Regions from separate parts of the Homo sapiens genome. Here region 2 is linked to region 1. Evidence: chromatin contacts called from ENCODE Hi-C or POLR2A ChIA-PET data. All regions are on one chromosome and are shown on one strand. Each heading gives the region's core, a stretch centred on a gene start or an enhancer-like site at or near the end of the contact. The rest is flanking DNA. Distances are from core to core; before and after follow the strand shown. Region 1 holds the start of NTNG1 (netrin G1). Region 2 overlaps VAV3 (vav guanine nucleotide exchange factor 3).

Region 1 (6,769 bases), core at 1,899-4,398:
TCATAATGAAATTTATTACATAAGATATTTTAACATGTATTCAATGCTCTTTGCAGCTATTTGTTCTGAAGAAAGCATTTTCTAGTCAACTTAATGGAAAACATATGCTTCTATCCTTTTGTTAACTGTCTCTCAAAATATAAGGAATTTAATATGTACTGCAACATCATTGGCATAGCTTACTCACACTTGATTGGGTATTATGAGCAACTGTCTATCATGAGATTCTTAATAAACCCAAATAACACACCGTGGTAATTGAAAGATCTCTATTTTCATTGAGAGAAGACTGATTCAAGAAATTAGATAGCACATGTTTTGCAGGATGATTGAGGATGGGATAATACCCAAAACTATTTCAGAATCAGTTAAGCCTAGAAGAAATCTGGAATTTAATTACCACATGAAAAACAAATATTTAATTCTCATGCAGGGAAGTTCAGAGATCTAAGGTCTCAAACGCATATATGAGAAAATCTACACCTACCTGAAGTTTTGAAACAGAACTTTGGATTCTGCAAATAAAATTATTTTTTAAAGTATGCTAAATCTCATACTAACCTAAGACTTTACTAATATAATCTCCTATACAATATAATTCACACACATATATTTCAATGTTAACATATAATTGGTTTTCAAAGTTGAATCCAATTTTCTTTTTTCCAAGTGACTTGATGCCTTTGTAACTAAAACTCTCCAAATTTTTATGACACTTAGAAATCCTATCAAATAAATGTGTAATGGTTTAACTTTTTAAACAAATTACCTGAATATTTTTCAGAATAATAATGGAAGCAAAAATAGGTATTTGCACCACTTGCAAATATACAAAAGGAAACTGCAAAATACATTTGCCTCCTCCTAAAAAGGCTAACCTGAATCATTTTAACACATATACCCATTGAAAACTGACAAAACAAAAATATTAACAGGAAACCAGCTTTATGTTCAAATAAACTGTTTCCATGCAAAAGTTTTAAGATTATCCGTCTTAAATTCCACAGTAAGGAAATACCACCAAATTAGTAGTGCAGTATATAGAATCCTGAATGCCTTCATGGTGGTCTTCAGTGGGTGAAATATATCTCATTTCACGGCATCCAGAAAAGAAAATATATCCCTGGAACAACATTACATGTGAAATACTTGATGCACATTTTTCCTTGCATGTTGATCCACATGCAGAGATCCAAATTTTATCTTAATGAAAAATCGAAAGTTGCTTATCTTCAAAAAGAATCTTGGACAGTTACTGAGCTGCTTTTCCTTTGCCAAAGAGAAAGGGAGGCGGGTAAGGCATTCAAAGTGACACAGTTCAAAATACTTAATGAAATGTGGAATTGCTAATTCCCTCACTAGAGATCCTCCTCAAGGGACAAACAAAACAGAAAAGCCTCCCCTGAAAAAAAAAAAAATTATTTTTTGGAAAACTTTCCAACAAGCTTAACTACTAAGCATATCTGAATAAGTGATTTTAATGGAAGATCTTCCTGGGTTTTTTTTTTTTTCATTTCTGTAAGATAAAACAACTTTTAGTATTTTCAGTCATAAAACAGGGCCTTATTTCTAGAGCAATTCTACTGCCAGATTCACCATATGTTTAGTGGAGTTCTGAATCTTACTCAGAATTTTCCATTCCAAAGATTGACAATTTGTTATGAGGAGTGGCTCCATTATTCCCTGTATAAAGAGAAGAATGGGTGAGAGAGGAGGACCGTCTACTCACTGGAAATCTGTACCTGATGCAACTATAGGAGCTCAACCTGCGACTTTTCCAAGTAAAGTTGCTTTAAAATCCCCGCTAGGAATTTTCTTCCCTTGCCCTGTAAGATGACAGCCTACTCTTAAGTGGATTTCTGAAGGAAAAAAAAAAAAAGTCCCCGGGTGAGGGTACTAAAATTAACAGCAGAGGGCGCAGTTTCTTTTTATATCTAAGTTTTTCCTTGTATGAATCACTTAATTGGTTATTTTAGGCCCAATAATATTCAGTATTATTTGTATTATATATAGATATCCACAGATCCATACAGGAGTGCAATTCAGTGTCCCTAGCCGAATCCATCAACCGATTAATATGATGCCAGTAAAGAATATGAGAGAATATTCCAAACAGCATCCCTACACCAAGTCTTCCTCTTTCAATTTCCCTTTCTCCCCAGCTGCACAACATGGGATAGTAATGTTTTAATCTAGCACCAATAAAGGCGATTAAAAGAAGGGACTTCAAAAGCTCTCGATGTGGCCACCAGATCCCCAAGGCCGGCAATAGGGCAAGTGTTTTTTTGTTTTTTTTGTTTGCTTTTCCCCAAACAAATATAATTGGCGAAAGAAAGAAAAAATAACGACAAGCCGCCTGAGCGATGTGTGTGGCCAGGTGTGCGTGAGAGAGGGAGAGCGCGGGGCCCCTGTCAGTCGGCGGATGGAGGCTCAGACCCCACGCCTGGGCTCCGGACACAACAAGAGGACGCATCACCGGCCCGGGGCGCACCCCCGGGAAGACTTGTGTGTGGGTGTGAGCGTGTGCCGCTGTGTGTGCGCGTAGGGCTCCGCGCGCTGCCTCCTCGGGGCGCTTTACAAAGTTCCTCGCCCACCCGGAGCCTTCCCTCCCGCCTGTGCATCGCAGCGGGTGGGGCGGGGGGCGGCGGGGGGTGGGGAAACCCGGGGGAGAGGGGCACGGGCGAGAGGCTCGGGTCGCAGTAGGAGAGGCGAGCCGCAGGCACTTACCGTGTGGCTCGTTTGCCCTTGCGCCGGGCGGGAGCCGAGCCGACGGCGCGGGGCGGCGGCCCTGCGCAGCCAGCCTGGTCCGCCTCGGGCGGCGGCCGCAGCAGCGGAGCCCGCGGGCGGCGTACGGGCGGAGGGCGGCAGCTCCCGCGGAGCCTCCTCCCCAGGCGGGAGCGGGCGGAGCGGGAGGGGTGGGCGTGAGGACCCGAGCCGCCGCCACCGCCGCAGCCCGGGGATTCCGATCGCGCCCGGCCGCCGGCGGGAGAGGACCCCGAGGACCGAGAACCCAGCGCCGGCCCGCCACTCCCCGCCGCTTAATTACCTTCGCCTCCGCCCCCGGGGGGAGCCTCCTGCAAGTCGCCCCCTCTCGGAGCCCGCACCCAGAGGGGGAATTCCTTCCCGTTGACGTCCTCTTCCGAAATGCAAAAGATCAGTGACTTTGACAGGTAGATGAGGGGGAGGGAGTAAGGGTGGGCGGAGAGGAAGAGAGGATGAGAAAGGTGCCTCTCCCTCCAAAAATATAGTGATATTAATAATGAGATCTCAGCCTTCGGAGGTCGTGCCAGCCCAGTCCCCTGCTCGCCGGCTCTCCTCCGCGCCTCCTCGCTCCGCTGCCTCTGACACTTCTCGCCTTAAACTTTTACTGAGGGATATTTTTTCTTTTTTCTATTTCTATTTCTTTTTTTTTTCCTCTTTTTTTTTTTTTCAAGCCGCAGGACGATTTTCTGGTTCCCGGGGATCAGAACCAGCGGCCAGGCGGTTCTATGCCGCTTGGCACCGCTTTCATTTTATTTCAGATGAAGACGTTGAGCTTAGTCAGAAGGGGCATAAATCAGGACAATTAGCATTGGCGCCAAGAAGATCCTCTAATACCAATTTCGCCCGGGTTTCCTTCGCGCATTCCTCCACTCAAGTCAGAAATGTCACTGCACATAGCACTGATGGCAGTGAGACGCGACGCACCCAAAGTCCGTTTGATGAAATATACATGGCCCACGACGCTTCTGGATTGCGGCTCCCGGACTCCCCGCCCCCACCAGCGGCTCCCGGCCGGGACCCTGCTCCGAGCGGGCAGCGAGCTCCTGGCAAACTTAGGGGCCAGTGCCAATTAAAGAGTGAGCGCGAGAGCCGGAAAGAGGAGCGGCAAAGAAGCAAGCCCGGGGAAGCCGCAGCCCTCGGAGGGGTGGCATGTACGTTTCACTTAAAAAGCAGATCTTCTTCTGCAACTGCCAGCAAGTGGAAGGATAGCAAACCTTATACTACCTCGAGACCTGTGCGCTCCGAGCGGTCCTAACTCCGTCCCGCTCGCTGTTGCTGTTGCTGGTGCTGCTCCGGCTGCAGCTGCTGCCGCTCCACGACCTCGGGGCGCTGAGGCAACAGGGCCCCCTCCCTCTACTCCCCATCCCCCCCGGCTCCTCCACAGAAGCGCCGTTTCCAGTAACTCCTCGTGTACCTCCCACTTCTGCCGCCGTCCATCCCACCCCTCTCTCTTCTGTCCCCTCCCCAAACCGTTCCCAAGCACACCCTTCGCCGCTGGAAGTGATCACAATGTTGTTTTTCAACAAGCACTTCCTTTGCCCGGAGGCCCCTACAGCCCTAGACTGGAAACTCCTCCTTTAGAAATTCATTCCCCTTTAAAAAGTTGAAGTTCAAGGGAGAGCTGCGCATTTCAGGCTTCCTTGCCTTTTCTAAGAGAAAGACAAATGCTCCGATGCTCCAGGCTTCATTCCCCACCAAGGCGGGCTCAGACTCACCTGGGATCACTCTTAGCTACACATTAACGTCAAACAGAAACAAATCCGAATTTAGATAAGATAGGGAGACTTCCATTAGAAAGAAAGACTATTGCAACAGGGAAAACGCTCTGATCTCAGAAATCTGCAAACCTCTCAAAACCAAACAGAAATCGGCCTTTTTTTTCTATATATATAAGGGGGAGCAAGCAATAGGCAAAGCCAAGTGGATGGGGGAAACAACTCACTTCAAGACCCTCTTGGTTGAACAAGAAATGTGTCTCTGTGGTCCAAGAATTTGGAAGATAAGCTAACAATGGTGAATGTTTCACATTTTAGTTCTTGCTCAGATTTGGGGGGCAAGCTAAATTCCAGGGACCTGCTGGAGAGAAGCCTGACTCATGTTTGGTCAAGGCAAAGTGGCGGGTGGGGGGGGGGTGGAAGAAATGGGCAATTGTGAACACTTAGTCACTATGTGTCCCACAATTAAGGCAGGAGGCTGAGTAATTGGGTCATTTTTCTGTGATGACTGGGGGTGGTGTGGTAAAAGGATGGATGGGGGAGAAGTTTGTTGAGTTGGGCCTATAACCAGGCCCTCCTTGGCCCTGGGCAGCCAGGAAGTGGGCAGGGATTTCAGGCACCCCCAGCCTTCCCTCTAACACCTAAGAGGCCACAATAAGTCGCCTTCGGAATCTCTGAGTGCAGGAATCTGGGATTCATGTGCTTTCCTCTTTCCCACCTTTGTCCTGTAGTGCTGACATTGCAAAAAAGAGTTACCTGCAGGGCTGAAACTCCTACCAAGGGTTCTTAGACAGTGGCCAAGTCTGGCTCTTCCCCCTGTCTCTAGCCATGCTCCTCCAGGTTTAAAACATACTGACTATATGGAGATGTTACTCACCACCTAATCCTCCTTCACAGGCCCTTAGATCCCAGTTCTTTCTATGGGAGCCCTTTGCAATAGGATATAATAAACAATACCAAGAGTGGCCTTCTTATTTCTCGTTGGCCCCTTGGCCTAGATCCTGAAATACAGACAGTTCTCAGCCTTTCCTCTCTCTTGCCCTTCTCTCTCAAGCCAAGAAAGCCTTTCTGAACTCTCATCCTCTGCTTTATCTGGTCATTTAAGGCCCTTCTGTAGTAAAAATAAAATAAATCTATGCAGAGATTAGAGAACTCTCTTCTGGAATATACCAAGATCTTTGTGATTTTGGCTCCCAACCTGGAAAAATACTTGTTTTCATCTGTCAAAATCTTGGAACTGACCTCCCTTCCTCTCTTCCTGTATCATCCCTCATTCCCAGGATTCCTTTGACTATGAGGCAATCCCAAGTAAGTGTGATATGTAAATGGGAACCTCTCCAGTTAGGTAACACCTCCCACTACAGGAGTGGGAGAGTCTTTCAGAGGTGAGTTTTTCTGTGGAACATGTGCTCTGACCTTTGCAGAAGCTCAGTGAATCACCAACTAAACATGTGGATCTAAACTCAAGGAAGTAAATCAGAATCATCAGAGACTTTTCAACATTAAAACCCCTTCCCTTCCAGATCTTGTTCTCTCCTCCAGCAGCAATCAGGTGGTAAGGACTTTTTCTCCAAAAAAGCAGTTTAAGTGGATTTGATATACTTCCCCAAACTAACGTGCATATATTAAACCAGCTTTCCTCAATATACCTTTGCATATTTGTTTATATGATATACACTGATCAGAAATTGACTTTAGAGTTTTCATTGCCTCCAAGATAAATCATTTAGGGGATACCTACCTTTTCTTATCATTCTTTGCTTTTTCTAGCCATATATATATTTAACTTTCTTTGGAAAAAACTATTTTTCCGTTTTTATTTAACCTTTCAACTCTACTTTTTTTTTTTTTCTTTTTCCTTTTGGAGAAGAATGGTTTGATCTTTCAGTTCTCTGGCTTTAGATCTTTGGCTGGTTTCTACACATTCCTCATTCTTCTTCAACTTAGATATCCATTTATTTGTAATCTTGTTAGGTCTCTAACTGTTGTTCATTTTTCTAGGTTCTTAGCTGCCTAAAAATCTTCTCTTTAGAGATTTGGCAGGGTTGTTTCAATATTTGTAACTTCAATATGCCGAAGTGGTAGTGATGGCATATTTGCAATATATCTGGTCCAAAAAGAAATGTGTCTTTTTTATAAATACTGTAAAATACTTGACATAAAGTAGGTGTAAGATAAATGTTCAGTGCAGGTGTGAATAGCTTTAGCTTATTCTCAAGATTCATGGCCTCTTTGGTAACAGGAGCTAACTCTCACCATATTAAATTAATATGTAGATGTCTAAAATATCC
Region 2 (6,769 bases), core at 1,584-4,083, 600 kb before region 1:
GCTATATAGTGTGGATCCTTAGGTAGGAGACATTGAAAAACATGTTCTCTACCAGCAGCATTAGATTTTTTGATATTCTTGAAGTTGATGCCATAGATGAGTATTTCTCTTTTATGTAAGCCTTCAACTATGTAATTGCAGTTTTGCTAAGGCATTTTTATAGACACCTAACCTGATGCTAGCCCTTCCAGATGTTTCTTTCTAGTAGTCTGGCTTGCTTGGATAAAATTTTTGGAACCAAGCAGGATGGGCAATTCTCATTTTATCTAGCCTGTCATTTAAGTAGCACTGATCTCACTCATTTGTATATTGAAAATTGTAGAAAATATGCAAGTCATATGGTATTTGGGGCCTCCTTGCTCCTTGGAGATGTAGACAGAGGTTAGCCCAGATTCCAGTTTTAGGGTCTGAGGTGCTCAAGGCCCACCTACATTCTCATATTTCTCTCTCTGTCCATGTTCTTGATTCACTGTGGCTTTTTTGGTTTTTGTGTGTGTGTATATATTTTTTTAATTTTCCCACCTGTCAGACCCAGGAGAAAGGATCTATGCCTTTTCCATTTTCCACCTGAAATCCATTCACAGTCTATTTTTTGTAATGCCAACAGGCGTCACAGTGGGGCTTATGTCATGCATGTGTTCCCTCGGCTGTTTCACTGGTCTTTGACACCCTCAGCAGCACCTGGAGCATGACCCTCCCCACCCTGCACTGCTCCCTGCAGAGGACCAGCACCCCTTGCCTCACCACCCCTTCAGGGAGCGGCTAGTCAGGCCGGACAGAGTGCCTCCCACACCCATCCTGGGATTTAGAGGAATAAAGCCATGTCATGTTACCCAGCAATTCAAAATTAAGCTCTCCAGTGAGTGTTTCAAAAGAAATTGGTCTTTGTTGTTAATTTTTGAAAGACCCATGTTTCTATTATTAAAGGTTTGGCAACAAATTTGACATTCAAATGTGAAAATTTAAAAGATTCACTTTGTTAATATTTTTGCCCAGATGGAGATGCCTACAGTATCTGCATGAAGCTGTCGGAGTTCTAAAGCAGGCCTAAGAAACAGCAACTACTACCGCTATGAGTACTGCTAGTCCTCTCTTCCCTTCCTGTCCCCTCCTCTCTCCTCTTTTTCATTTTCTTCATCAGGAGGTTTGTTTGGATCTTCTCAAATGTTTAAATAAGTTTCTGTTGAGACAACAAATTTCGTCTCTTAGAACAAGGGCCAGCAACATTTTGTTGTAGGGGGCCAGAGAGTAAATGGTTTAGGCTTTGTGGGCCATATGGTATCTGTCAGAGCTACTCAATTCTGTCATAGTTAACTACGAATGCAGCCATAGATTCACATAAATGAATGAGTGTGGTATGTTCCAGTAAAACACTAGTGGTTGTATTTGGCCCGTGGGCTGTAGTTAGTGACCCCTGTCCTACAGCACAAATAAGATGACTTAGGCCTAGAGAATTAGTTAATATATGTTACCACAAAATGATCTCAGCTATAATGAAACCACGCTGTGGCCTTTTGTAGAAGTGTGATTTTTTTTTTCTTTTATTTTTAGTATCAGTGATTCCTGCTTAGGCTATCATGATGATTTAGCTCCAAAATGTTTTTTAACTCCACCAAAAAAAACTATAAACCTGGATGAATTATCTATATTTGTCATTATTATTTTACTGTCTAATTGAATATTAAAAATGTCTGCTCACAGAACAGACTGTATCTATTCAATTTCTAGTTTCATTAAGTTTTATCACATGGTTTATTGAAAAGGACAGGTCCCACGGAGTCCAGGCCAGTAGCAGCCATGTAGTAACTTTTTCTCTATTCAGTAGTCAGCCATATCAACAAGAAGCATTTTTTTTTTTTTTTGAGATGGAGTCTTGCTCTGTCGCCCAGCCTAGAGTACAGTGGCGCGATCTCAGCTCAGTGCAACCTCCACCTCCTGGGTTCAAGTGATTCTCCTGCCTCAGCCTCCTGAGTAGCTGTGATTATAGGCACGCAACACCACACCCAGGTAATTTTTGTATTTTTAGTAGAGACAGGGTTTTGCCATGTTGGCCAGGCTGGTCTCAAACTTCTGACCTCAGGTGATCCGCACATCTTGGCCTCCCAAAGTGGTGGGATTTCAGGCGTGAGCCACCATGCCCAGCCAAGAAGCATTGTTTAATCAGTGATGCTCTTTGTGCTCTTGATGCATTTTCTTCCCAGCAGCAATACCATTTGTGCCTGTTATTTACTCTGAAATTTCCTCCCTGGAGGGCATACTAAGGAAAACCAGAAGGGGTAGAGGAAGCCTGTGGTGGTATCAAGAGTTGGCCAGAGGGGGAGCCTTCCTGGATGAGCTGGATGTGGGGATGACATTTTGTCACCTGCTTTGGCATTTTCTTAGTGTCCAAAGCCCGTCAGTGTCTGTTTGGAAACTGGAGGCCTTACTGGCATAATGGCCAAAATATGTCTATAAACTGTCTGTATATTTGTCAGCCCTTTTGGATTGTTTTTTGTTGAGAAATTATTTTCTCTAAAAACCTCACATTCTTCCTCCTTAAAATGCTTGCATGACCAGTTTTTAATGTGAAGAATTTGTTTATGGGTGCAGAATCCATGCCGGCACCATCAGTTGCCTCTGGGCTGTGCTGAGAGTCTCATGGTGCTGACCTATTCACATTAATCTCCCAAGTTGAAGCCAGCTCAACTCTCCCTGAATCTAATGTATTGTCTATAACCTTTCAAAATTGGCAGTTAAGTCAGGATAGGGAACTATACTGGCAGCAATAAAAGGAAGTAGGACACGGGACAGTGCTCAGAAAAATCACAGCTGTCATGAAATGGAGTCTTTCAATAGCCTGTTTGATCCGGAAACATGCGAAAGTATTTCATGCATGACAAAGGATTAGTAAATATTAAATAGTATTCTTGTTTTGTTATTGCCTAGTGAGGATCAAGCTCTCTCATTTTTCTCTGGTTATGTTTAATATGTATTTGATACTTCTTGGCATTCTTGAACATGCTTATGAGGAAGGAGAAGTCACAGGCAGGAGGAAGAGCAAAGGATGATATCGAAATTTCCATCAGCAAATAAGCATTACCCTGGTTAAAACTAAATGCAAATAAAATTAGTAAGCTGAATTAGTGTTTGTTTCCCTGAGGCTTTATAACAGAGCCTTTCATCTGTTGTTGTTTTTTTCTTTTTCTTTTTAAATGAACAATAATAGTACAGCCAGAGAGTTTAACCTGACAGTGGTGGTTACTGTGCTACTGTCTCCGGCTTGTCTGAGTAGTGTAGAGATTTGCTCAAAGAGTAAGATTGTTTTGGAGTTGTTTGTTGTACTAAGTCAACTTGGTATATGGTTTCCTCCAAGTATATGACAAAGTCTCCACTGCAGTGAATTCTATGATAATAATCAAGCTTTAACCTATAAGTCTAAACCTAACAGTTAGTGTGACATGTACTATTTTTAGGCTGCTTCTTGATAAGAAATGATTAGATCACAAGAATTACTACTTTGGGCTATACAACACAAAATAAGCTGCGATTGGAAACTGGCAATCCTTGCAATGGAAACGATGGGAGAAACTTAGTTTTTTGTCTTTATGGGGCAGTAGACAATAGCAGGCTAGTTGGGGAGATGGCAAGGAAGTCATACTTGAAACAATTTTTGAATAAGACTATGTATTGTGCATTTCACAATACATGCCCAGGAAGTGTTTTACACACTAGGGGTAGAGTGATAGACAAGTTCACTTCTCTTGTGAAGTTTGCATTGTAAAAAGACAATATATTTTCTTTTCTTTTCTTTTTTTTAATATGCTTTAAGTTCTAGGGTACATGTGCACAACGTGCAGGTTTGTTACGTATGTATACATGTGCCATGTTGGTTTGCTGCACCCATTAATTCATGATTTACATTAGGTTTTTCTCCTAATGCTATCCCTCCCCCATTCCCTCACCCCAGATGGGCCCCAGTGTGTGATGTTCCCCACCCTTCGTCCAAGTGTTCTCATTGTTCAATTCCCACCTATGAGTGAGAACATGCGGTGTTTGGTGTTCTGTCCTTGCAATAGTTTGCTCAGAATGATGGCTCCAGCTTCATCCATGTCCCTACAAAGGACATGAACTCATCCTTTTTTATGGCTGCACAGTTATTCCATGGTGAATATGTGCCACATTCTCTTAATCCAGTCTATCATTGTTGGACATTTGGGTTAGTTCCAAGTCTTTGCTATTTTGAGTAGTGCCACAGTAAACATACATGGGCATGTGTCTTTATAGTAGCATGATTTATAATCCTTTGGGTATATACCCAGTAATGGGATTGCTGGGTCAAATGGTATTTCTAGTTCTAGATCATTGAGGAATCGCCACACTGTCTTCCACAATGGTTGAAGTAGTTTACAGTCCCACCAACAGTGTAAAAGTGTTCCTATTTCTCCACATCCTGTCCAGCACCTGTTGTTTCCTGACTTTTTAATGATCGCCATTCTAACTGGTGTGAGATGGTATCTCATTGTGGTTTTGATTTGCATTTCTCTGACGGCCAGTGATGATGAGCATTTTTTCATGTGTCTGTTGGCTGCATAAATGTCTTCTTTTGAGAAGTGTCTGTTCATATCCTTTGCCTACTTTTTGATGGGTTGTTTGATTTTTTCTTGTAAATTTGTTTGAGTTCTTTGTAGATTCTGGATATTAGTCCTTTGTCAGATGGGTAGATTGCAAAAATTTTCTTCCATTCTGTAGGTTGCCTGTTCACTCTGATGGCAGTTTCTTTTGCTGTGCAGAAGCTCTTTAGTTTAATTGGATCCCATTTGTCAATTTTGGCTTTTGTTGCCATTGCTTTTGGTGTTTTAGACATGAAGTCCTTGCCCATGCCTATGTCCTGAATGGTATTGCCTAGGTTTTCTTCTAGGGTTTTTATGGTTTTAGGTCTAACATTTATGCTTTTAATCCATCTTAAATTGATTTTTGTATAAGGTGTAAGGAAGGGATCCAGTTTCAGCTTTCTACATATGGCTAGCCAGTTTTCCCAGCACCATTTATTAAATAGGGAATCCTTCCACCATTTCTTCTTTTTGTCAGGATTGTCAAAGATCAGATGTTTGTAGATGTGTGGTGTTATTTCTGAGGCCTCTATTCTGTTCCATTGGTCTATATCTCTGTTTTGGTACCAGTACCATGCTGTTTTGGTTACTGTAGCCTTGTAGGATAGCTTGAAGTCAGCTAGCGTGATGCCTCCAGCTTTGTTCTTTTTGTTTAGGATTGTCTTGGCAATGCGGGCTCTTTTTTGTTTCCATATGAACTTTAAAGTAGTTTTTTCTAATTCTGTGAAGAAAGTCATTGGTAGCTGGATGGGGATGGCATTGAATCTATAAATTACCTTGGGCAGTATGGCCATTTTTACGATATTGATTCTTCCTATCCATGAGCATGGAATGTTCTTCCATTTGTTTGTGTCTTCTTTTATTTCGTTGAGCAGTGGTTTGTAGTTCTCCTTGAAGACATCCTTCACATCCCTTGTAAGTTGGATTCCTAGGTATTTTATTCTCTTTGTAGCAATTGTGAATGGGAGTTCACTCATGATTTGGCTCTCTGTCTGTAATTGGTGTATAGGAATGCTTGTGATTTTTGCACATTGATTTTGTATCCTGAGACTTTGCTGAAGTTGCTTATCATCTTAAGGAGATTTTGGGCTGAGGTGATGGGGTTTTCTAAATATACAATCGTGTCATCTGCAAACAGGGACAATTTGATTTCCTCTTTTCCTAATTGAATACCCTTTATTTCTTTCTCCTGCCTGATTGCCCTTGCCAGAACTTTCAACACTATGTTGAATAGGAGTGGTGAGAGAGGGCATCCCTGTCTTGTGCCAGTTTTCAAAGGGAATGCTTCCAGTTTTTTCCCATTCAGTATGATATTGGCTGTGGGTTTGTCATAAATACCTCTTATTATTTTGAGATACGTTCCATCAGTACCTAGTTTATTGAGAGTTTTCAGTATGAAGGACTGTTGAATTTTGTTGAAGGCCTTTTCTGCATCTATTGAGATAATCATGTGATTTTTGTCTTTGATTCTGTTTATGTGATGAATTATGTTTATTCATTTGCATATGTTGAACCAGCCTTGCATCCCAGGGATGAAGCCAACTTGATCTTGGTGGATAAGCTTTTTGATGTGTTGCTGGATTCAGTTTGCCAGTATTTTATTGAGGATTTTTGTATTGATGTTCATCAGGGATATTGGTCTAAAATTCTCTTTTTTTGTTGTTGTGTCACTGCCAGGCTTTGGTATCAGGATGATGCTGACCTCATAAAATGAGTTAGGGAGGATTCCCTCTTTTTCTATTGATTGGAATAGTTTCAGAAGGAATGTACCACCTCCTTTTTGTATCTGGTAGAAGTCGGTTGTGAATCCGTCTGGTCTTGGACTTTTTTTGGTTGTTAGGCTATTAATTATTGCCTGAATTTCAGAGCCTGTTATTGGTCTATTCAGGAATTCAGCGTCTTCCTAGTTTAGTCTTGGGAGAGTGTATGTGTCTAGGAATTTATCCATTTCTTCTAGATTTTCTAGTTTATTTGCGTAGAGGTGTTTATAGTATTCTCTGATGGTAGTTTGTATTTCTGTGGGATCGGTGGTGATATCCCCTTTATCATTTTTTATTGCGTCTATTTGATTCTTCTCTCTTTTCTTCTTTATTAGTCTTGCTAGCGGTCTATCTATTTTGTGATCTTTTCAGAAAACCAGCTCTTGGATTCGTTGATTTTTTGAAGGGTTTTTTGTGTCT

Evidence for each region. Hi-C counts contacts between places; a loop is a spot of excess contacts on that map. ChIA-PET counts read pairs that join two places held with the same protein, here RNA polymerase II (POLR2A). Pooled maps may share reads with other maps.
Region 2: a pooled map shows a loop between it and region 1 (3-fold over the local background). The contact joins the enhancer-like site here to the promoter of NTNG1 in region 1. A Hi-C loop is called at or near these places in 6 of 168 maps with a recorded cell type or tissue (A673, Calu3, MCF 10A and 3 more) and 14 of 50 pooled maps. POLR2A ChIA-PET finds 5 or more read pairs at or near these places in 1 of 52 experiments (HEK293T).

What each region holds. Positions count from the first base shown.
Region 1 is chr1:107,137,418-107,144,186 of GRCh38, reverse strand. It overlaps NTNG1 (netrin G1), which reads right to left and starts at 3,148. Exons shown (of 8, transcript NM_001113226.3): 1 at 3,047-3,148. RefSeq lists silencers at 2,454-2,733, 2,754-3,043 and an enhancer at 2,977-3,508.
Region 2 is chr1:107,735,380-107,742,148 of GRCh38, reverse strand. All of the region lies in intron 15 of VAV3 (vav guanine nucleotide exchange factor 3), which reads left to right. Among named protein-coding and RNA genes, the nearest start is that of MIR7852, 160 kb to the left of the region's middle. Within about 2 kb of position 2,833, at least 3 of the 41 ENCODE cell types and tissues checked have a DNase peak (open chromatin) inside an H3K27ac peak, as active enhancers do.